Linked DNA regions of Mus musculus: regions 1 and 3 are each linked to region 2. A link is a loop called in an ENCODE intact Hi-C map of the cell type or tissue named here. Cell type or tissue: heart. All regions are shown on one strand. Region 1 holds the start of Gan (giant axonal neuropathy). Region 2 holds the start of Cmip (c-Maf inducing protein). Region 3 overlaps Cmip (c-Maf inducing protein).

Region 1 (8,000 bases), 100 kb before region 2:
GGAGGGGGGAGAGGGAGAGAGAGGAGGGAGGCTGTGAATTCAGTGTCGTCAACAGAGACTGAAACTGGCCAGGCAATATGGGATCTCTCTCAGATGGCCTGTTTCACAATAACTGCTATCTGATACCTATGGAATGCTGGGAAACAATAACATTGTATAACAACTTTAATGATCAGAACTAATATCAAGGACAGATCGGTTTGAGCAACATCAACAATGGCTGCAAAGCATTCCAAGACACAGCCAGGGCTGCTCTTCTCTGGGGACAGGGAGCTGTTCCTCCAGCCCCCAGGACTCCTCCTACCCCTTAGCACCAGGCTGAATACTGACAACTGAACTCAACTGGATACATTTTACCTTGGGCCTAGCATCAGTGGGATCAACTCCCTCCAAAGGGAGCTGATGGTTTTCTGATGATCTTTGAGATGAGATTAAAGCCAGATCTTGGCTGCAGACCCATGAGATTTTCTTCCCCGTAAGTGTGATGAGTTGCTACCACTTAACCACATATGGCAATCAGTTGGTGTTGAGGGGATGTGTTTTTCAGCTCAGCATCCTACATCACTCTTCTCTTACCTGATTTGCTAACTAATGTTTGAGGTGGGAGCATCTGCTAGGCATCAGGCAGCCCAGGTATCACAGATGCATCCAACACCCACCATTCCTCCGAAGTGCTCACCACCCAGCAGAGGAAGAAGGTGTACCACTAAAGCATGCAATCCAGGAGCTCAGAATGGCCGGGATGGGGAGTTGGTTCAATGTTGCAGCAACTTCCCAACACACACAAAGCCTTGAGCTGGATCCCAGCACCATAATAAACTAATACAACACAGTGTGATGAATATAGCACTTGCCTACCTTGTCCTGGGAGGCAGGACAAGGAGGAGGCTCACAGACAGTCATGTTCGAGCTGAGTTTCAAGGGTGACTCAGAGTTCAGCAAGCACACTGAGTGATGGGGATGCCTGGAAACAGTGGAGGTGCTGTTGTGTCCTGTGGCGCAGGTGCACCAGCCAGTAGCCACCTTCCTCCCGACTGATAACGACTGTTAGGCGCCTCTGCCACACATATGCTGTCCCTTTCCAAGGGAAACACTGCAAGTTCATCTCTACCAGGAAGCGTCTGCCTGACCTACACTCACTCCCAGGTGCTTCTGTGGAGACAGAGAACCTTCCCATCCTCAGACAACTGGCCAGCACTCTGTTATCAGAGCTGTTTATTTCGGAACCTCTGGCATTTGAAGAATAGACCATCATTACAATCAACGAATACGTTTGTATCAAATACCTGCATCGTGTAAAGCTCTCCTAGTCGTATACATCGTGGGGGTCGAGGGAAGTTAGGGAAGAGGGGTAAGTGTGCAAGCATCTGAAGACACCAGAGGCTGACATCAGGGGTCTTTCCTCAACCACCTTTCTACATTGCTTTTGAAACAGGGTCCTTAGGATTCTGATTCTCGATAAACTGGCTGGCCACCAAGTCCCAGGGATGTTCTTGCCCATCTCCCAGCACCTTCTCCGACCCCTGGCAGGATCACAAGTGCATACTGCAGAGCCTGGCTTTCCATGGGTGCCGGATGTAGAGCTCTGGTCCTCATGGTTGCACAGCAAGCACTCTAGAGACCAACCCCACCCCCACCCCCACACACTCACATCATCCACTTTCAACAACAGCACAACAGAGAGAAAATGCACAAGAACAAAAAAATACAACCCAGGAAACATTTATTTAATATTCACACTTAAAATAAAACACCACCCACCAGCCATCCAACCCTAAGTGAGGAGCACTTTGTACCAGGTACTCTGATACCAAGAAGGGCTTGGCACCTGGAAATCGTGCCAGGCCACAATAAACACGGAAGCGAGCTAGTCATATGGATAAAAAAAGCGTCTTACAGAGCAATGTTCAAAACACATCAACTACTTAAACAAAAGAGTGTTGACTGAGCCCAGAAGCACTATGTGAAAACAGGCCTGCATTATTTTATTATTATATTTTCTCAATAGGCACAAATACAGAGGCTGTATACAACACAGCCCACTACAGGCCTTACTAATTAGTAACTCACAGTTCCTTGTTAGCTCTACTCAGCTCTGCTTTCCCAGACCTTAGTTTTGACACAGCTTACTTTTTTTTTTTTTTTGGATGCGGGGGTTGTCTCTTTGGTTTTTCAAGACAGGGTTTCTCTATGTAGCCCCTGGCTGTTCTGGAACTCTCTCGGTGGGCCAGGAACTCACAGAGACCTGCCTGCCTCTGCCTCCCCGGTGCTGGGATTAAAGGCTTGCGTCACCACCTCCTGGTTTAGAGTCTAGATACTTTTATCACTGCAGGTATAGATACTGTGTTTGAAATGGAAACTGGAAATGTATCGATCTTCTACTAGTAACTTCCTTGACTTTACTCCCCTAGTCTCCTATCTTGAGTATAGTTTATACTCTGATTCCTATCAGTGACGCCAAAGCCTTGCTGCTTCCAGGGTGAAAACCAAGACTTTCCTTGGGGCCTTTGGACTACGGGAGGCTGTGCTGACGCACTGAAAACCACATCCTGCCTTACTTTGAATGCTGCCCCAATGTTCTGATCCTTGGTCCTCATAAGACTTAATTCTCTGTAGCCTCGAGCACCTAATGTTTGCACAAAATGGTAGCTACTTCCTCCACTCCCAAGCACCTTCAGCAACTTCCAGGGACACAGACGAGGCTCGCCCTGCAGAGTGAGCACACCCAGGGGTGCTTAGTACCACAGCCTTGATCTGTCTCTGTGGGAAGTCTAGCCCCCACCATCCGAACATCTGGCCTTCATACCCCCTAGTCTTTCAGACTTTATCTTTCCTAAAAGGTAGGGATGGCAATCATGCAATTAACTGGACCCCCTCTCCTTCCCAATTGTACTCTTGTGCGGGGGCGGAAGGGAGGGCATATACCACAGAGTCCTTTTATCCAGCCCACTATCTAATCTTGGCATCGATCTGCTTTAAAGACCCCGATCTTAGAAACCTTCGGAACACCTTACCCCTACCGCGGTATTTAAAACCCTTCCATTGCTCCCGGTCCCCAATTGCAAGAGGAAAACACCTTCCTTGCCACAGCCTTGCAAAACTGCTTGTTTCTCTCGCTTCACTCGCGACGTCTTCAGCGAAGGCTTCTGGCGGACTCCGCGTTCTGCCCGGAACTAATGGACGTGAACGTAGCGAGGCGTAACTCCCGCGAAAGGAATAATAAGTCCTCGGCTTCACTCTGCGTCTCACTCCCTTCCACACTGAGAGCACTCGGTTCGCCGAGACTGGGAATTGGATACCGCGGAACCGCTAAACCCTTCCGCCCGCACCAAGCACAGCCCGTGGGCGCGCCCGGCGCTCGCAGCCCAGCCCTTCTGATTGGCTGCTGCGAGGTAGGGCGGGGCGCGGGGGCGTCGCGGAAAGATGACGCAACGGCACAGCTCCTTAAAGGCGCCGTCCGCACGCGCTGCCGATGGCGCAGGCGCGTTGTTGAACTTCCAGCTCTGACTCCAGAGCTTCACTCAGTCCGGGCGGGCGGGCGAGCGGACGCGAGGAGTGGCCGGCGGGGACGTGCGCGGGACTCGGGCGGGCGGGTCGGGCAGGTGGCGGCGGAGGAGCGGGAGGCGCGATGGCCGAGGGCAGCGCTGTGTCCGACCCTCAGCACGCCGCGCGCCTGCTGCGGGCGCTCAGCTCGTTCCGGGAGGAGGCGCGTTTCTGCGACGCGCATCTGGTCCTCGACGGCGAGGAGATCCCGGTGCAGAAGAACATCCTGGCGGCGGCCAGCCCGTACATCAGGTGAGCGGGCGCCGCCGCCCATCGCCTCCGCATCCCTCCCTCTCTCTCTGGCCTGGCCGCCTGCGGCTCCAGTGGCTCTGCCGCCGCGCCCCTCGGGCGCCCATGGGCCTCTCCACCGAGATCGCCCCGATCCCGGAGTCCCTGGAGGTCCGCAAAAGCCCCAAACACGGTGTACAGGCCGTCCTGGACCCGCACCCGCGAGCAGGGCGGGGCTGCTCCGGGAAGAGCCGCCCCTTCGCCCCGACAGGCCCCGCCCGGCCCGCGGAGCCCCGCAGAAGTTTTACCTCCGAGTCACCGCACAGTGGGCCGGCCAGGTTTTGCGCGGGGAAGCCAAAACAAACACCCGCGGCTTAGGCAGAAGGAGAACCCTGTAAGAGGTCGGTGGGAAGCCCCCACCCCCAAAGCCCAACTGTCACTTTGCCACTCCCTTGTTACAAACAGGCAAAACTGTTGCGAATTTGAGAAGACCCGGGGTCGTTCTTTGGCTACAGTTACCACCGAGGACCCAGCGATTGTAACCACCAAGAGGGCACTGTAAAACTTAAGCGACGCAAACCTTAGCCCAGTTTACTAGGTTAATGAAAAGGTTGAGACCAAGCTTATAGCATCGGATCAGAATTTGTGAGATGGGCTCCTGTCTTTTCTTTAGCAACTTTCCTTCAGGCAAACTGGTTTGCTCTTTTAATATGGGGGGTGGGGGGGGGCACTAAAAGGTAGAGAAAGTGCCCAGTAAGCTGGTTAAATATAGACGAATGATAGCAATGTCACTAGAATTGACAGATCAGAAAATGGAAAATTATGTGTATGCCGTTTCTTAGGGCTCTGTCCCAGCAGAACTCGGACACATATGCTGTTCTTGAATCTTTGCTTTTGGAGACCTTCGAACTCCAGAAGCAATCCAAGTGCCCTTGAAACTTCTGGCTTTTAGCCTAGCCTGGCCTTACAACATTGGGCTCTTTGTGGACTTAGGGGTCAGGTGTCTGTGAACAAGAAATTTAGATCACCAATATGACAGCTCAGGGCTGGCAGTTCAGAGGTTAAGGCAGTCAATCAAACTGAATTTCCAGGCCAGACCTTTCCCGTAACAGAGTAATCCTAGTTTGGGAAATGCTTAGGAAAACTACAATGGATGCAGTATTGTTACAGATCCTTAAATGGCACCCAGCTCTAAAGTCGCATATCCTGAAACACTGTCTCCATCTTTCTCTGTGATACTTACCACTGCAGTAAACCCTGTATTTTGCTCATCTCCGTGAGCCACAATGTAAAGTCAGTAGGCCAAGGATTTTTCTTTTGTTTCTTGCTGGGACCTTCCTAGAGGGACTGGTGCCTGGTGCCAGAATACATGTGTTGAATGAGTGATTACCTCGCTTCCCAGTGGACATCAGAGGTTTGGCTCTGTTGTATTGCCATGTGAACTGGTTGAGAGGAGCACCGCCCTGGGCAGTCTGGAGATCTGCTTCTGTCTCAGCTCTTACCTGCCTGCTGTGGGTTGTTGGGGATGATTTAGTCTTGACTCCCGCTCATTAAAATGACAAATGAGGGGCACAGTGTGGTTTTGTGCCATTTAATCTCCGAGGCACCTACAAAGAAATGTGTAATTAGCTTCAGACCCTCAACAGCTCTCCATGCAAGTCTGTCCAGCAGTTAGGATAGATTTCCTCTGGGCCATGGCTTGTCAGTTTCCAAGTAGAAAAATGGTGTCTCAGAGGATGTTACCAACTTAGATGTCGAGGCTCCTGGTGCTTCGTGGTTGAGCTAGGAGTCCACTCCCAAGTTTACTATGCATAATGTCCTGATTCCACTGTTCCAGATGACAACATCGGTTGTATTTGGATGTACTTGGGATAAAACCAACACTTGATGGCTCTATATTTTATCATTTAAATCAGTAGTCTCGTTTTATGGGTTGCAACCCCTTGGGGGTCAGATGACCCTTTTCCAGGGGTTACCTAAGACCATAAGAAGATACTGAAATTTACATAGAGATTCATAATGGTAGCACAATTAGAGTTGTGAAATAGCAACAAAAACTATTTTATGGTTTGGGGAGGGGTCACCACAGCGTGAAGGACTGTGTTAAAGAATTGCAGCTTTAGGGGCTTGCAGACCACTGACTGAAATGCTTGTCAACATGCTCATAGACTGAGCTATTTGGATTTTCATTTTTAACCAGTTTTTGCAACTGGTAGGGAAAGTAATGTTAATATTTTACCAATAAATTGAATTTTCTTTATTAACAGGCTGTGTTAAGTTTGACTACTGAAATGCTAGGCCATCCCTGTGATATTTCTAGATTATTAATTCCAAGGGTATTCCAAAGTAACCTGAATTACTACTTAAAAACAAAGCTTCATTTTTTTTTGTTTTTATTTATTTTTAGAATATTTTTATTCTTGGATAATTTCATATATGTAATGTATCTTGATAAATTTTTTTCAATTATTTCTTTTTATTTTATGTGAATAGGCTTTTTGCCTGCATGTGTGTCTGTGTACCACATGTGTGAAATGCCTGCAGATGCCGATGAGGTCGTTGACTCCTCTGGAGTTACAGATGATTATAAGCTGCCATAAGGGTGCTGGGAACTGAACCTGTGTTCCCTGGAAAAGCAGCCAGAGCTCATAGCTACCGAGCCATCTCTCCAGCCCCCAGCTTAATAACTTTTGACACCAGTGCTATTGGAGTTTTAAAATGTAGCTTTGTTGAAATGGCATTGAAACAAAATGAATTAGGTCTGTGATGTTTTTTATCTATAAATCTAAAGTATGGATTTGTTCCATGCCCTTACCCTAGATAGAATAAATGTCACAGGAGGTCTAACCGTGTGTAGTCTAGGACGCCAGCCCAACTTTGTCACTTTAGGAAAGATGGCCACATGGTCGACATATTTTCTACTTACTCTTCAAAGGTCTTGTGGTATAACTTACTGGTTTAGTCTTTTCTTGTGCTTTCTAGCGTTTGTCCTCTCAATAAATAGCCAATTTCAAGCATGCCATGTTAAAAAAAGATTTTCAGTAAAAAGGGGAAATGCCAGGAAACTTAGTTTCAGCAATAAATCCCTCATCGCCAGCGGAGGAAGGTCTGAGGTTGAGCCTGTGTGTTCTGAAGTTCGAGTGTCCTGGTGCTCAGGGGAGACGAGCAGATCCTCCCGTGATCTGTGCATCACAGGAAGCTGCCTTCCCCACAGGCCTGTCCTGCCCGGCATTTGGTTATAGCTTGCTGGGGAAACTAGACCTCAATGCAGCTGTGAGCCTCAGAAATGCAGGACTGTGCTCTCGGCTACGATGCTCGCCATCTTTCCTTTCTCAGCAACTCTGACTCCCCCCAGGGAATGGCTCCTTGAGTGTGTAAGGAATTGCTTTGGAGTGCTGCACAGTTTGCCTCGCTTTCTGTCTGAAGCTCTTCTGTATCCAGCTCAGTCCCGTTGACCTGATGGGAAGCTCTGCCCTTCCCTCTCAAGTTGCTCTTGGAGGTGATGCAGGTGACAGAGATTTGAAAATCTTTCTGTGCTTGTGAAGTGACATGAAAGTGACTCTGTTCAGGTTCCTGGTCCTGTGTGCACTTTGCAGAATTTACACATTTCTGGGACCTGTGATGATACTGTGTAGCATTCAGTCCTGGACAGTAAAGAGTTCCCCAAGATTTATTTTTTTTCAACCCTTTGATGAGTCAGCTGACAGTGGGAATGGCTTTGTTCGTTTGTTTTCTGGTTGGTCTAGTGAAGGTGCAGTGAGATGCTCATCTTTGCAGTCTGGTTCTGGTCATCTTGAACTTTTTGTAGGACCTGCTTTCCTTATTGGTTGAAGTTGACTGTGCCATATGGTGTTAAAGATCGTGTAATATGTAACCGTGAGGGTCTTTCCTTTGCTTTTCATGTGTGTAGTAGAGGGGTTGTCTCTTTCTAGTTCTGTGTATGTCATCATATATGCACTGACGCCAAGAAGCCCCCCCCCCCTTGCCTTGCCCTGTAGGACTTTGTTGGGTGTTCTGTAGGAATGCAGCCAGTAGCGTTGTGTCGTAAGGAGCACTTGTTTCACACTGTTAACTTGGGTACATTCCAGGCCTAATTATTGACAATCCTGTTTTGCCATTGAAATCTAAGATTTGACTCATGGGTAGTGTGGAGAAAAATACTGAAGGAGGCTGACATGAGCTCTATTGGAGAGCCAAGTTTCATAGTAGCATAGAAATTGTTAACATCC
Region 2 (8,000 bases):
GAGGCAAGCTGAAACCTGTCTCCTCCTCTTCCTAGCCCCTGACGGCTGTTCTTAGTGTGCCTTCAAGAGCTGGCATAAGTAAATAGTCCCATCTCAGGGACGCTAAGAACTTTCTGTGCTATTCACTATATAGTGAAACCCAGGTCAACGCTTGCATTCACTACTACTGGGGCATTCAGTACTCATAGGAGGCAGAGAGAGCTTGTGTGTGTGTGCATGGTGTATTTGTGTGCACGTTCATGAGTGAATGCAGACATGCACATGTCACAGCACTTGTGTAGAGGTCAGAGGTCAATCTTGGGTGTTTTTGTTTTCCACCTTGTTTGACACAGGGTCTCCTGTACTGCCACTGTGTATGCCACGCTAGCTGGCCCGTGGTCTTATGGTGGATTTTTCTTTTCTCTGTTCCCATTTTGTAGTAGAAGCACTGGGATTATAGTCACCTGGGACCAAGTCAGTGTCTGTGAATTCTGGGGATGTGAACTTGTGTTCGAAGCAATTTCACCATCTCTTGAGACCAGTTGTAGGTGTTAGAGATTTGACTTGCCGGGGACTGGAGATGAGGAAGACGTGTGGAAGGGCTCCTCCCCACCAATGACGGAAGGGGACTTTTTTTATTGTCTCCAAGTTGTCACATTGGCCCATTTGATGCCTGTCCTAGTGTGGGAACTGAAGACCAGGGTTGGCCAGGTTTAGTCTGAGACTCTGGAATGGCCTGTGGTGTGGGTGGAACCCAAGGCTGCTAGATCACTCTGGGGGAGATTTGTTTCCTGAGACCCTTGGAGGGGCTCTCCTCAGGACGCTGAGGGTTGGTGTCCTCTCCCAGTACTGCCTCCCAAAGCAAAGGCCAGGAAGCATCAAAGACCAGAGAAGAGGCCTTCTGTGGGGGCTATTTCAGAAGAGGGAGGGGGCATTTCCTTAAAATTTTCTCTTCCCTTCCCTTCCCTTCCCTTCCCTTCCCTTCCCTTCCCTTCCCTTCCCTTCCCTTCCCTTCCCTTCCCTTCCCTTCCCTTCCCTTCCCTTCCCTTCCCTTCCCTTCCCTTCCCTTCCCTTCCCTTCTCTTCTCTTCTCTTCTCTTCTCTTCTCTTCTCTTCTCTTCTCTTCTCAGACATATACTACAAGTTGGCTTCGAACGCACAGCCAAAGATGACCTTGAATTCAAGTGCTTGCTTCCAACTTCCTTAGAGCTAGGATTATATGCTCATGCCACCTTGTGGGGTTAGGTAGTGATGTAGTGTCCGAGAACCAATCTAGGGTCTTGTGCATGGTAGATAAACACTCTCCTGACAACTGAGGTACACCCCCAGTCCTATTTATTTATCTTATTTTGTTTTTAAAAACAGGGCCTTCTGTCTCGACTGGCCTGAAATTTACTATGTAGCTCAAACTGGCCTTGCGCCCACAGCAATCCTCCTGCCTCAGCCCCCCCTGAGTACTGAGCTTGTAGTGGTGAGCGACCATGCATAGCTCTGTGGAGCGGGATAGTTTCAACCCCAAGAAACTGTTCTGTGGACCCATCTGGCCATCCCTGGGGAAGCAGCTTGTGTTGGAAAGGCGGTGTCAGGGGTGCAGCGGGCAGAACCCCAGCTTTCGGCCCAGTCTTGGACTAGGAAGGGGAAGTACTGGTCGGCATCCTCTTGGTCATGGGGCTGACTTTATTTCCCAAGCCCGGCCCAGGATGGCGTGGTGGTTAGGGGCGCAGGGCTAGTGCTCAGCTGTGCACCCTCGGGGGCGCGGCCCGCGTGACGTCCCCTCGAACACTACCCACATTCCGGGGCGCGGCGCGGGGACTGTCGACGCTTGCCCAACCCCGGCCCCCTCCCCAGGGGCCGCCCCTCCCGTCGGGCCGCGCCCGCCTCCACCAAGTCCCCGCCCGGGGCCCGGCCCATCCCGGACTCCGCCCGCCCCGGGGAGGCCGAAGCCGCTGTTGCCGCCATTGACGTCAGAGGGCGGGCACATGACCCCGCGGGGACCAATCGCGCGCGCCAGCCTCCCGCAATCTCCCCGGCAGCCGGCGCGGCCCCCGCCCGCAGCACACACTCGCGGACGGACGCGGACACACGCACCGCACAGCGCGCCCGCGCGAGGCCGAGACACGCCCGCGCCCGCCGTCCCCGGCGCCGCCCCCGCCCCCCGAGGACCCGATCCTCTCTGCGCCCCGCGATCGCCCGCCGCCCTCGCCGCAGTCGCCAACCCGTTCGCGCCGGCATGCGCCCCAGCAGCTAGAAGGAAGCAGCCCAGGAAGCGCCCCGCGCGCCCCCGCCTGCCCCCGCGCGCTCCCGTTCGTCCCCGCGGGGCGCCCCCAGCCCACGCCCCCCCACCTTCCCGGCGGTGGGGGGGTGCGGGCCCTCCGCGGGGGCCCCGCCGGCCCGGCCCCACGCCAGCCGCGATCGCGCGCGCGGCCCCCGCCCCGGCGCGGCCATGGATGTGACGAGCAGCTCGGGCGGCGGCGACCCCCGGCAGATCGAGGAGACCAAGCCGCTGCTTGGGAGCGACGTGTCTGGCCCCGAGGGCACCAAGGTGATGGGCGCCGTGCCTTGCCGCCGGGCCCTGCTGCTTTGCAACGGGATGAGGTACAAGCTGCTGCAGGAGGGCGACATTCAGGTCTGTGTCATCCGGCACCCTCGGACCTTTCTCAGCAAGATCCTCACCTCCAAATTCCTGAGGCGCTGGGAGCCGCACCACCTAACGCTGGCCGACAACAGCTTAGCATCCGCCACGGTGAGTGGCCCTGCGTGGCCGTGGGGCTTCCCAAGCTGGGGTCCCTCGGGACCGAGGCGCCCCGCTGCTTGTCTCCGAGCGCGCGGCCCCCTAGTCCCGGCCTGCGCACGGGGCTGGGCTGGAACCTCTAGACTTGATCCTCCAAGGCAGGCTATGGGAATCCTCTTTCGTGTCCTGGACACTTAGCCCACCCGGGCTGAGCGCTTGGGGACTTTTGCCTAAACGCTTGCGTTTCTGATGTCTGGGACCCTAGACTGGGCCCTGAGGATAGTGGTGTTTGTTCCTTTTCTGAACTCGTTGCCCATCTGGATCTGAGCTACAGGAGAAAACAAAACGCAACCCTCTCCTCCATAAAAGCCGTAACCCCCCAGCGCCAACAATTTCCAGAAAGCAACTCCTGCGTTTGCTTTAGCCTGCCTTTACCCTTTTTTTTTTCCCCTGCCGGGCCTGGCAAGGCAAAACCGGGTGCCTGCCCTTTCTAAAAATCTCCTTCGCACGTTAGGAGGTTGGAGGGTGGGGGGCAGGGGGCCGAGGTCCTGGACCCGCTCAGACCCTGGGATAGTCGAGTTCTCTGGGTAGAAGCAGCTGGGCTGCCCAGCCTGCCCTTGCGTTGTCTGTGGAGCGTGTGTAAGCATGTTTTGTGGCTGCGTCCTGTTTTGTTACAGTTTTTTTTTTTTTTTTTTTTTTTTTTTTTTTTTTTGCTGTGTGGCCAGGGCCAGGTCAGCTGGATGAGATGGAGAAAGGAGGATCTTACTAGTTGCTTTCGGAAATCGAATCTGCAAATGGTGGCCTTCTTCCTCCTGGGGACAGACAGCTGTGGTGGGGTCGAGGAGGGGGAGTGGGGGCGGTGGGCAGGGCCTATACAGGATGCTTTGTGTTTTCCAACAAGGGCAGTTTCAAATACAGGCTCTGGCTGGGCCTTAGCCTGGCGCTTGGGGACTTATCTTTGTAGGGGCCCCCTTCTTGTCTAGAACGGACCGTACCCCCGTGGCAGGCTCCGTGGTGTTTACTAAACATCATGGGAGGGGGCAGAGTGCACCGCCTTGCTCACACCTGTGCCAAGAAAGCCCAGCCAGGAAACAGGGTGTTGCTTACATGCATGCCACAAATGTGTAGCGTGTGTAGACATTGCCTCGGCATCCATGTTCCCTTGGTGGTGTGTCACAAACTGTGACACATGCTCCGAGGAATGGGGAGTGGGGAAAAGTTAGCCTAGACACCCTGCTGCCTGAGTCCACTTCCCCTACCCCTTTGTGGTACATGAGGACATTTATTCTGAATTTTGGCTCTGATATACTCAAAACCACCAATTTTTTGGTTTTTTTTTTCCCCCTAGGCTGTGGGCATGTTGGTGCAGTAACTGCAGACTTTGTCCCCAGGAGGATTGAGGGTTGCCGGGAGGTGGCCCGGTCTTCTCCTAGGCTGGTGTGTGTTCTTAAACCTGCCTTGAGTCATAGGCTTCGGCCTTGATCTCCATTTGATTGGCTAGTACCGAGGGTTTCAGGTCCCAGAGGTGCCTGGTAACCTTCCCTCGGCTCTGGAGACCCCAAGTTTGGCTTTAGCTTTAGTACCTGGCTGAGTTGGGGGTGGGGGTGTCTTTTTAGGCTCTGTTCTTCTCCCTGCCATCCCTCAAAATGCCAAGGAGTTGTCAGCGAAGGCCAGTAGTTGAGAGGAACGGTGACCCGCTATAGGAAGGACAGGACATTCCCTGGTCCTCCCGGGGCACAGTCACTGTGTGGCTAGCTGATCTTTGACTACCTCAGGCTAGAGGCCCCCTACTTTCCCTGGCTGCTCAAGAGGTCTGTCTGTTGGAAGAGAGCAGTAAGGAATCAGACCAGAGAGTCCCCAGCAGCCAGGTCCCCCGACCCACTCATGCCAGCTGAGGTGTGTGTGTGTGTGTGTGTGGGGGGGGCTACCTCCGAGGAACACCTGAGTCCTGTGTTTGGCCCCGGGTTGTCTGAGGCACAAGTCTGGTCTTGGTGGAGCGGTGTTGTGTGTCAGAAAATGGGGAAAAAGGAACTGGAAACATGGCCCAGGCTGGTATAATCCCGCCCTTCTAATTCTTCACCTGGCATGAGGGAATTCCATCCATGTAGCTCGTGCTTTGTGGGGGCGTCAACGAGGGTGGGGGCTCCAGTGGAGGCCTCTAGTGGAGGTGTGTGACTCCCCCACCCCCCTAGGGCCTGTGTGGATGGAGGTGTGGCCACCAGGGCCTGTAGCATTGGTCTCCAGGCCAGAGGTGGGGTTGGGGTTTGCTACTAGGGATCTTGTCCCATGTCAAGATATTTGCTTTGTGTCCGAGATATTTGCTTTGTGTCCGTTCCCTAGGAAGTGGAGGAGCCTCCTTGGGGTTCCCTTAGGCCTGGGCATTATGTAACCTGTCTGCATTTTATAGTGCGGCCCAACCACTGTATTGAGAAATGTTTGCTCAAATGAAACAAAGGTGAATTTGAGTGCAGTTCATTCCCAGAAAACCACTGGTAGCCCCTGGCCCAGCCTTGAGTCGCCCGTGTCGGAGTGTGTCTCCCACAGGGGTGAGACGTATGTGGTCTGTAAGAAGCTTAGTTGAGAATTGTTTGGGGGGCTAGCCAGTTAATTGGGTGGACTTCAGGAACTGAACCCACAGTGACTGATCAGGCTTTAAATCTGTCAACAAACAATCCACTCCTTTGCCCAAACCATCCACTGAGTCCGCTGTCTATACCTGAACTGCGAGGGATAGAGGCTTCCTAGACCCCAGCTTGCCCCGTGCTGGGGTGCAAGCCAAGTTTCGTGGGGGGGTTGTCTCTCAGTCCCTTCTGGTCTGGCTTTCCAGCTGGTGACACACTTATTGTGGAAATCTTTTAGTTCCCTGGGTCAGGAGACCTAAAAGGGAGATTGGTGCCACCAGACCTGACTCCCCTCCCCTGACCTGGCTGTAAACTTTGCCCTCCGTGGGGTCAGGTCAGAGCTTGCCCTGTGCTGTCTACTAGTCTGGTTACTGATTAAACCCCAGCAGAAGCCAGGCCAGGTTTGATGAACTTGGGAGACTTTGGATCCTTTGGAACCGGAATGCTTGTCAACAAAGGGGAGGAGGTCTCTAGCATCTGTAGGAGGGATCGTGGGGGGTCGCTGAAGGACAGAGGCTGGACCTTCTTGAGGAAAGGCCGATCTGCCCATGCATTGTCTCAGTCCTCACGTGTACTTGCCTATCCCTGGGTCTTCCTGGGCTCAGCCGTGGCTGCCTACCTTGTTATAGGTTGGAACCTACAACGAGCCCAGATTTTTGTAGAGGTGTCCTCGTTGGAGAGGACAGGCATCCATCTTGCCTGCCGTTGGTTGCTTGGCTAAATTTGATCACCTGCTAGACGTGTTTGTCTTTTGTCTCTACCCTTTGTTTCCACTGCACCAAAGAACTACAAAAAAAAAAAAAAAAAAAGCACTCCTACCTTTTATTTCATCTCACGGTTGAAAACAAACCAGAACAAAACAAAAACTAAACAATCGGTTTCAGAATGGCGGGTCTGATCTGCAAAGCCCTTTCTTTCTTCCTTTGCTTGCTGAGCAGGGATTCGGACACAAGGGACAGGAGGAGTCTTTATTCTCCAGCCGCTTTCCTCCAGGGCTGCCGTTCACATTGTCTGCACGGCTGCGCTGACTCCCAACATCTCTGGGAATCTGGTTGTTCCTGTCCATGCCTCTTTTTCCCCCTCCGGGGCTTGTCTGAGCATCCATCCTATGAACTTGGATTTAGTTTCAGCAGAATGCTCTGAGATCTACTGCGTGGCCCTTCCCTCCAAATGCTGGGATTTTCTTTTTTTTTTTCCTCTTGAGAATGAAACCCTCCAGTCCCCAGAGATCCCATCTATGAGCACACGAATGCTGGAGTATGAGCTAACATTTTTTTTTCCTGTTTTGCCACGTAGGTCCCTCCTCTGTCCGCTCCATCCTTTCCTCCCTCCGTTCATGACTCTGCCATTTAGTAAGCGCTTTATTTATTTATTTTATTTTATAAATGTCACGAGTAGATATCGGAGAACATCAGATTTGTTTCCTAGGTAGTTGTGTGTTCAGAAATGGGGGGCAGGGATGGTCAGGACGAGAGATGAACACTGTTCTCTGTGGTTGGGCAGGATGGCCTGCCTTCCACCCGCTGTAGGAAGACAGTGCGTTTTAAGGAGAGCTGCCCAATCAGACCACCGGTACCCTTCCTGGTAGAAGGTGTTTTGCTGGGTGCTCTCCTACTGGGACCACAAGGAAGCCTTGTGTTTTTGGGACCCCGGGTGGCTTAGGACTTTCTGGGCATTTTGTGGGGAGCCCAGGAGCTGAATTATTCCAAAGGCAAAGTGCCCTAGGGGACCCACCACCGGCCACTTTCCCTCCCTCACCACCTCTCTCTAAGGGGACCAGCCTGGCATTTCATTGGAATGGATATTTGAGATGGTCTAGTTACGCCCTTGATTAAAGGATTAAAGGAGCTATAGCAGCGCCCCCACCGTGGGGCAGAACAAACTTCGGTTTTACCGTAGTCACGTGGAGCACGGCTGGAGCCTGAGGTGGCAGCTTCCTGGCTGTGGAACTTTGGGCACCTTGCTTTCCCTGAGGGGGCCTTTATTTGTCTTCATGTGCAGGGTGACAGTTTACCTCATTTATTATGGTGATAATTGAGATGTTGACACCGGTTCTGGTAGTGGGACAGCCAGCACACAGTCAGGAAGAGTTTTCATGATGAGACAGAGCCTCCTGAATGAGCTCTGTGGAAATGGAAGGGTTATGGCAGCCAAGATGGCTCAGCACTTAAAAGTCCTACTACCCGAGTATGATCCTTGGGACCAGGAGGTGGAAGGAGAGACTCCTGCAAGTTGTCCTGACCTCCACACACACAAACTTGTCTCCTCCGCCTCCTCCCCCCCTCCCCGCCCCCGCACCAAAAAGAATCTTTTTTTTTTTTTAAAGTAAAAATCTTTGCTATTTAAAGAGGGGCAGTCACTTGAGGTACACAGAATCCTTGGGGAAGTTAGAGGTGACTGCAGAGTTCCTGAGTTGAGGTTGTAAGGTTGTTTCAGGCAGTTTAGAAGAGTTTCTCAAGGGGTTCTTTAAAAAATATCATCTATGTGATTTTAAAGAAATACATGTATATGTCTATGTGTGTATGTACATATGTTTGTGTGTGAGTGTATGTGTATATGTGTGTGTGTGTGTGTGTGTAATTGAATCAGTGTGCACATTACCAAATGCATCCAAAGTACAGGGGCAGGATGTAGCTTCACCTCGTGCGTCTAGAGTCCTTGGTGGTCATC
Region 3 (8,000 bases), 82 kb after region 2:
ATTTTCTGTTTCTCTGCAGCTTTGGGCCATCGCTACTCTCTGTCCTCTACAGTTCTTCCAGGACTCCCGGGGACTGTTATTGCCCAGGACTCACTGGCCTTGCTTTGACACTGTGCTATTTTGCTTATTCCGCATTCACAGTATTTTTTAGTTGAATTCTTTCATATGAAACATGAAGGAATAGAGGGGTCAAGTCACTTGCCTGAGGTCACACAGCTAGATGGAGTGGCTCTCCCTGTTACCTGTTGTGCCTCTCCCTGTTGGCTGTGTGTCCTGGCCAACCTAGCCAGTCCCTGGGTTACTTCTTGGTGTTTCTTATTCCTTATGGAATGCTATTTCTATTTTAAAAAGAAATACTTGGCTGGGCAGTGGTGGCGCATGCCTGTAATCCCAGCACTTGGGAGGCAGAGGCTCTGAGTTTGAGGCCAGCCTGGTCTACAGAGTGAGTTCCAGGATACAAGCACTGGGGTCTGAGAGTTGAATGTTCCTTTAGACTTTATGTTTATTGCTTTTATAAAATGGTGGTAAAAATACACATACTATAGAATTGATCGCTCTCTCAGTCTTTCTCTGAGACAGCTTCACTGTTCAGGCTGGCCTTGAACTCATGATTCCCCTGCCTCAGTGCTGAGATTATAGGTATGCCCCACCACCCCTGGCTAGGATTTCTTCCCTCAAGTCTCTCTAAGTGTGTATAGGTCAGTTGCTAATTCTGTTAGTGTCAACGTAGTCTTGACCTCTGGAACTTCGAGTTGTCATTAGCGCAACCTAGAGCTGCTGCCAGCATGGGCTCTGAGCTCATGGCCTTTGGGTGAAGTGGGTGGAACCTACCAGAGGCAGAAGGCCATGAGATGTAGCAGGAGTCTTTTAACAGGCCACCAACCTCCCATTTTACAAATGAGAAAACCTAGCAGACCAACATTATATAGAAAACAAACATGTAGACTTTAATGTATCCAGCAGCACACAAATGGGAGGTCTGAGGTTAATGTATCCAGCAGGATTGATGGGAGGTCTGACGTAATGTATACAGCAGCAGCATTTGTGGGAGGACTGATGTAATGTAGCCAGCAGCATGCATAGGTCTGACGTTAATGTATCCAGAAGCATTCATAGGAGGTCTTCTCCAGCAAATTTTCACAAGCCTAACCAACACTTGCTTAGGGCAGATTCACAGTAGAGTATATCTGGCACCTATGCCCCCACACACTAGGCTGTTGTTACTGTCCCCAGTTCTGCCCTTTTTGACCTGCCTCAGTAGGTGTGGTCACATGGTGTGTTGGTTCTCTTTGAACCCGATGCACGGCAGGGTTCTTGAGTAACTGATTCTGTAAAAGGAGCATGCTAGAGACCTCACAGCAGATGGCGTGGGACTTGGTATAACCTGCCCACCATCTTAGGTCTGTCTGCTCCTGAGAGTGTGAGTCTGGAGTCGAAGACACAGGGGTTGCTTAGCATTGGCAAAGGACCTGGGCGCAGTCCATAATGCTTAGATAGACTGAGGTGTGTGTGTCTGTATCTGTGTGTGTCCGTGTGTCTGTCTCCCTCCCTCCCTCCCTCCCTCCCTCCCTCCCTCCCTCCCTCCCTCTCTCCTTTCTTTCTTTCTTTCTTTTTTTCTTTCTAAGACTGGGCTTCTCTGTGTAGCCCTCGCTGTCCCAGAACTCCCCACTGTTGACCAAGCTAGCACAGAATTCAGACACCTTCCTGCTTCTGCTTCCCAAGGGCTGGGATCAAAGGCGTGCGCCACCATGCTGACTCTTGTGGTGTTCTGAAGTGACAGCAAGTCTCTGAGGTGGTAAAGGGTTGTATGGGTAAAGTACTTGACAGGGAGATATGACAGGAGGAACAGAGCCCAGGCTCAGTGCCTTGGGCAGTTGGCAGATGTGGCATGCATTGGGACCTCTGAGCAGGCTGTTCTAGACAGTGATTATCTATCTACCAGTGTCTTGTTCCTGGATTGCACAGCCCCCACCCCTTCCCCATCTCCTTGCATCCTAAAACATCACCCAATTAGGCAGGTGCTGTCTTTGTTCCTACCCATTTTATTGTGGGAAAACATATTTGGATAGCTGAGTGTTGCCCTTGACCAGGCATCAGGAGGAAGTAGTTCTGAGCTAAGGCTGACTGTGCCCGGCTCTCAGAGGGTACCTGAAGCCAGCATACTCTATCATAACCTGTGGGCAGTGAAGAAGCAGAAACCCTGGGGACAGACACAGGGAACAAGAAATGCTGGCTTACATTTGAACTGGGGTGAGGCAGAGTGTTTACCGTGTGAGTTCATAGTGGCCCATGTGTTTCCTGTTGTCTCTTCTCCCTGGTGAGTCTGCTCTGGGCTGCCATTGCTCCCCCTTATTGAGCCTGGTGTTGGAATGGTGACATGCTAGCAGGCAGGGGACCTGAGTTCTAAACCTACCTGGTCCTCAGGGACAACAGAGTTGGGCATATGTGAACTCCCAGTAAAACCCAAGTCCCCAAGAAGGACGGACAAACAAAACAAGGTAGATGGCTCCTGATGAGATTATCCCCTAAACTCCACCGATTAGTCAGAAGTGAACGATATGCGGAGTTTTAACAATTAATACGTGCTTACACACAGGTGCACTCATACACCTGCAGGAATGTGTGCGCACGCGCACACACATACAGAGAGAGCCTGATTTGGGTAGAGAGATGATTAGGTAACTTTTTGTCTGTGTTTCTTTAAGCTTTGCGGTGGCGATGTCTCTCTGACAGTTCAGCCAGGTCACTCTGATGTTCTGTCCACTCCAAAGAACGTAGGAGAGTGGCCTCATTCCAAGAAACCACAAGACAGCATTAAGGTCACAGCCCACACGTGACATTAGAAACCCTGACTGCAGCGGTCTTGGGCAATAAAAGTTATTCCTTCCCCCCCCCCCCCCCCATCAAGTTGACTCCTTCTACGGCTATCAATTTTATCTCTATCCCGTGGAAATTGAGTCCGCTTCCAATCGAAGCAAAAGTAACAGTGTCCTTCCGCTCTGGGAAACCCTGTCTATTACGGCTGATACCATCGCACTGTTTACAAGTTCACTGTGGGTCAGACAACAGTGTTTATATTCATACACAGGAAATTCGATTAGGCAGCTGGGAAGGAACACACACTGGTGCTACGTGACTACCCCGGGGGTTCAGGCAGGCCCTGGAACCTCCAAATGCTGCATTAGGTGGGGATCCCCCTGCTGTGGACTGTGCTGCGGAGTCTTGTTCACAGTTGCACAGTTGGGGGCAGCCACCTGGGGAAAGCCCTTGCCGCAGTGTGATTCTATAGGCCGGGGCCGCCTTGTCAGAGGACCCCCCCTCCCCCCAATGAGATTATTTCCTCAAGCCCAGCAGAGTCTGTACCCTATGGTACAGCTTTACCAACTGTTAACATTGGGATTGGTGATGGTGTTTGCAGGGCCCTTGGGGAAGGCTTGTTGGTCTCTGGAGTTGTTTTGGAAATCGAGTTTGTTAAGTCATTATTAGACATGCAAGAGAATCAAAAAAGATGGTTTGCTTGCTCAGGAATGGTATAGCGGGTCTTCTTGCTTTTGGGAAACCTTTTTTTTTTTTTTTTTTTTTTTTTTTTTAATTCTGATATAAGACCTCAGGGCAGGGATGGCCCTGGGTGAGACTGTGCCCCGCCCTGCCCCGCCCTGCCCCGCCCCCTCCTCTTGCTACATCACCTGGGTGCTGGGCCCCTCCCCCACCCCCTCCACTGTTTCTCACACGAATGAACTTCTGCAATCTGGAGCAGCAAGCTGTTCTTGCTAACGCTGACTGCTGACCTCTGCATCTGCTTTCCTCATTCGAACCGCACCCTCTCTCTCTCTCCCCTCCTGAGTTTTGTGGCCAACTTTGAGGGGAACCAGTGAGAGCTGTCACCAGTGCTTGGGCCGCAGGATAAGCAGTTGCCCCAGTGGGTAGATTTCATTTGTTAAGTGTCTTAGTTCCCTGCCTCTTGAGTTCAAGGTCTGGAACCACATGAATCCATCCTTGGCTCTAAGCGCAGAGTCTGCATGGAGTCAGAAGCCGCCACCTATTGGTACATCTATGATTGACCTTCTTGTGGACAAATACCTGATCAGAAGCAACTTACAGAGGGTTTGTTTTGGTTTATGTTCTGCGGGGTGAGGGGGTGGGGTGGGGCGGGGGTGGGACAGTCTGTCAGGGTAGGGAAATCGAGGCAGAGATCCACGTTGCCGTCTGCAGCCGGGAGCGGCTGCTTTCTCCTCTCTGTTCAGACCAGGATGAATTAAGGCTCATGGAACCGTGCCTTCATTATTTTTCTGTTTCTGTGATAAAGCACTCTTACCAAAGCGATGAGTTTATTTTGGCCCATGGTTCAAGGTTGCTGTCCTTGGGAGTTGTAGCGGCAGGGACGTGGTCACTCTGCCTTCCAGGTCAGGAAGCAGAGAGGTGAAAGTTGATGTTCAGCTTATTATCTGTAAACAGCCCAGGGTCCCAGCCCAGGGAATGGTGCCACGGAGGTTGGGTGATGTCACCTCAGCCAAATAAGGATGGCCCTATACACGCATGCCTACAGGCTCATCTCCCCGGTGATTCTCGATTTCTTCCAGTGGATGCTTGAGCTTAATCTGGATTAACATGCTGCCCGCATTCAGGGTGGGATGTCTCACCCCAGGTAACCCAGACTAGAAGTGGGTCTGACTGACATTATTCATCATAGTGTGTAAGGATGGTTACAGATGTCAGTGAATAGGCTGAAAACAGTTCTCTGATCTCCAGAGAGTCTTACTTTTGTATTGCTGTGATAAGACAGTATTACCAAGGCTCCTGATGGATAGAAGGAAAAAAATTTATTGAGGGCTTACAGTTTCAAGAGAGTGAGTCCGTCCGTGATCACAGTGGTGATGAACATGTCATTAGCAGGCAGGTAGGCGTGGGGCTGGGGCAGTAGTTTACATCCCTAATGTACAAACATGAGGCAGAGAGAAAGATGCTAACTGGGAATGACCAGGGCCTCATAGACCTTAAAACCCATACCTTGGGGAGACATCTAGAACGAAGCCACATTTTCTATCCTTTCCAAACAATTCCTTTCCCTGGGGACCAAGCATTCAAATGTATGGGCCTTTGTGGGGAGGGGCATTCTCTTTCAAACCACCGTGCAGAGTAACCTTGAGCCGCCCCCCCCCCCCCCCCCCCCGCAAAACCCCGCCGTACAACTCCTCAGCTTGCCAAATGCTTGCCCTCTCTGTCCAAATGAAGAAACAGAATGAGAGCCAAGTAGTTGACCACCATGACAGCTAAGTGATTAAGACACCAGCCTTCATATGTGGTCAAGATGCCTTGACCAACAAGTCCACCTGCTGAGGGATTCTGTCCCCCTCAATGTCCTGGCCCATGCTCCCTCAAACCTCAGATATTTCTTATCTTGGAACTTTTGGGGTTATTTTGCTGTGCGTGTGTGTGTTTTGTGTGTGCGCACACATACACACTCACGTGCATATGAGCAGCACATGTGTGTGGAGGCTAACAGGCCGACCTCTGCATCCTTCCTCCTTGTCCTTGTTATTTTTTAAATGGTTATTTTTAAAATTTTTTAAATGGTTATTTTTTAATTTTTATTTTTAAATTTGTCCTTGTTATTTTTTAAATGGCTATTTTTTAAATTTTTTAAATGGTTATTTTTTAAATAAATGGTTATTTTTTAAATTCATTCCCTTATTGCCGGGGTGGGGTACTCATGTCATAGTCTTGGACTTGTGAGTTCTCCATGCCTGGCTTAGGGCATCTGCCCTTCCGTAGGCATTTGTCTAACCTCTGCCTAGTGGCACTCCAAGCGGACATAGGTGCCCATGCCTGGTTCTGTGGCCATCCTTTCCCTGAACAGAACAGTGTCACCTCCACCCTGGTGACATCCAAATGTCAGATGACCGGCAGAGATCCCTCTTCAGGGGCTTCCCATGAGAACACCCAGAAACAGTTAACATAGGCCTCTCTCCAGGACATCACGTTGATGTTCAGGGCTTCCCAGAACTCTGCCCCTGGCCTCCTAGATTCTGTGAATCATGTGTGGGGTACCTCATTGCGGTGAGGCAGTGGGACTGGACGTGCTGAGGCAGAGGTCAGAATCTTGGGGTGAGTGTCTGACCTTGAGCTCGGATGAACCAGTCACTCCCTCAGTGTCTCAGTTTCTCCACCTAGAGTTGAGGTGAGTATAAAATAATCCGCTGTCTGAAACCTCCATCTGGATCTAGGTGGGCCACCTTCTCTTTGAGAAAGACAGGTTCCTGTTTTACTTTCTGTCTCAGGAAATAAGTAACCTTGACTCATTGTTTATGCAATTGACCCCCTGGGTGTTGGGAGTACACACCCATCTTTAATCCTGGCCCCTGGGGGGCAGAGGCAGATAGAGTTCAAGGGTAGTGTGGTCTACATAGTGAGTTCTAGGACAGCCAGAGGGACATACTACATAGTGAAGATCCTGGAGGGGTGGGGTGGGGGTGGGGGTGAGATTTTGACTCCTGCCACCTTGTTGTGACCCCTCGAGTCTCCTCAGTGACATTCCATCTCCACTTCTGCTTTCTTCCTAAAGAGGAAGCAGGCTTGGCTCTTACCACTAGTATAGCCCACACTGACCGGAAGGCACCTTCCCATCTTAGCGGAATGCGGCTACTTTAAGGAGCTTTTAAATCGCACCCACCCAGCACAAGAACAGTGTAAACAAGCCTCAGTCAGGGAATCCATTTCTCCTTTCATGTAGTCCTAGGTTCCCTGGATTGGTCCTGGGTAGAATTAAGTACCGGCCTCGGCAGGGTCAGCTGCCCCCACCCAGTCATCGTATTCTTTGGACTCATTGGTTGCTCTGTCCCGGCACAATCAATCCGGATTTACAGAGGACGGGCTCCTGAATCTGTGTGAGTGTCTTTTACACGAGAGAAGGAAGTTGGTTCTTAAGTGGCACCAGGGGTGAGAAGTCACAGGCGTGGAAAAGGAGGGGTTCTTATAGCCGAGTCTCTGCAGCGCTGTGTGAGGTGATGCTGGCGTGTGAGGGCTTTCAGAGATGACAAGGTGCTGCTTGAGCTCTGGGCGTGTGCCTTGAGCGTGTGAGCCCTACTTGTTGGTGAGCAGAGCATTTCCAGGCGCTGTGAGTGTCCCCACACCACTTCTGCTTTGTCATGGCTTGGATCCCGGAAGCCCCTGTTTCTGCTCTGGGTGCAGTACAGGCTGCCAGGCCTCTGCAAAGGAATCTTTGCTCACATGTAAACATGAGTTCAGGTGAATGAAGCTGTGTATTTGTGTGCGTGTGTATACACACATACATTTATAATACACACGGGAGTGTGCGATATACACTTATATTTAAATGTGGAACATTGTATATGTGCGTCCAAACTGAATATGCACAGAGGGTGTGGACATGTTTACATGAGTGCTCATGTATGTATATATGTTTAGGGGTGTGGATACAGGCACACAAACACGTGCATGTTTTGTGTTTGTAGGGGTGTGGTGTGTATACACTGATACATGTGTGTTGCATATTGATGTGTAGGGTGTTCTGTGTATGCCTGTGAATATGTGGGTGGAGGGGTTTTGTATGCTCATGTGTGAATGTGTATGTAGATGGGGTATGGGTGAATGTTTGTGGAGGAACATATGAATGTGTATGATGTATGCATGTGCTGTGGTGAATATGTGTGCCTTCTATGTGCCATATATGAATGCGTGCTATGTGTAAATATGTGTGTGTCACATGTCTGTGTGTGTGAACATGTGTCATGTGTGAATGTGTGTCCCAGGTTGTACTCCTGATCCCTGGCATGGGTAATTTCCATGTGGCATTTTACTCTTCAGAGTCTTTGCAAGACAGAGGCCAACTCCCGAGTTTTCCAGGTAGCCAATCCAAGTGTGACTCATCAGGCTTTGCATTCTCTATGCCGACTGACACTGACCAACGCCCCTTGGCTCCCTAGGCCTTCCTTAGACAGCGTTTTACTGGCACCTGAAGAGCCCTCCTCTTGCACACTCCT

The links. Hi-C counts contacts between places; a loop is a spot of excess contacts. Peaks named below come from ENCODE experiments on the same cell type or tissue, not always from the same donor. Only the 100,000 strongest peaks of a DNase experiment are listed, where the experiment ranks them.
Region 1: it touches region 2 in a loop (5-fold over the local background); 3 of 42 quality-filtered maps call a loop at or near these places.
Region 3: a loop joins it to region 2, with 4 times the contacts of the local background. A loop is called at or near these places in 9 of 42 quality-filtered maps.

The regions. Positions count from the first base shown.
Region 1 is chr8:117,154,507-117,162,506 of GRCm38, forward strand. It overlaps Gan (giant axonal neuropathy), which reads left to right and starts at 3,475. Exons shown (of 11, transcript NM_001081151.2): 1 at 3,475-3,795. The coding sequence starts at 3,629. In heart, a CTCF peak has its summit at 3,698; a DNase peak (open chromatin) is centred at 3,425; H3K4me3 peaks cover 2,616 bases; H3K27ac peaks cover 1,759 bases.
Region 2 is chr8:117,254,681-117,262,680 of GRCm38, forward strand. It overlaps Cmip (c-Maf inducing protein), which reads left to right and starts at 2,339. Exons shown (of 21, transcript NM_001163262.1): 1 at 2,339-2,721. The coding sequence starts at 2,422. In heart, no CTCF peak of the experiment used is centred here; DNase peaks (open chromatin) are centred at 1,931, 2,651, 3,651 and 4,941; H3K4me3 peaks cover 4,275 bases; H3K27ac peaks cover 4,575 bases.
Region 3 is chr8:117,336,608-117,344,607 of GRCm38, forward strand. The region is part of intron 1 of Cmip (c-Maf inducing protein); the gene reads left to right. Among named protein-coding and RNA genes, the nearest start is that of Gm51554, 25 kb to the left of the region's middle. In heart, no CTCF peak of the experiment used is centred here; DNase peaks (open chromatin) are centred at 3,044, 3,844, 4,444 and 7,116; H3K4me3 peaks cover 389 bases; H3K27ac peaks cover 1,629 bases.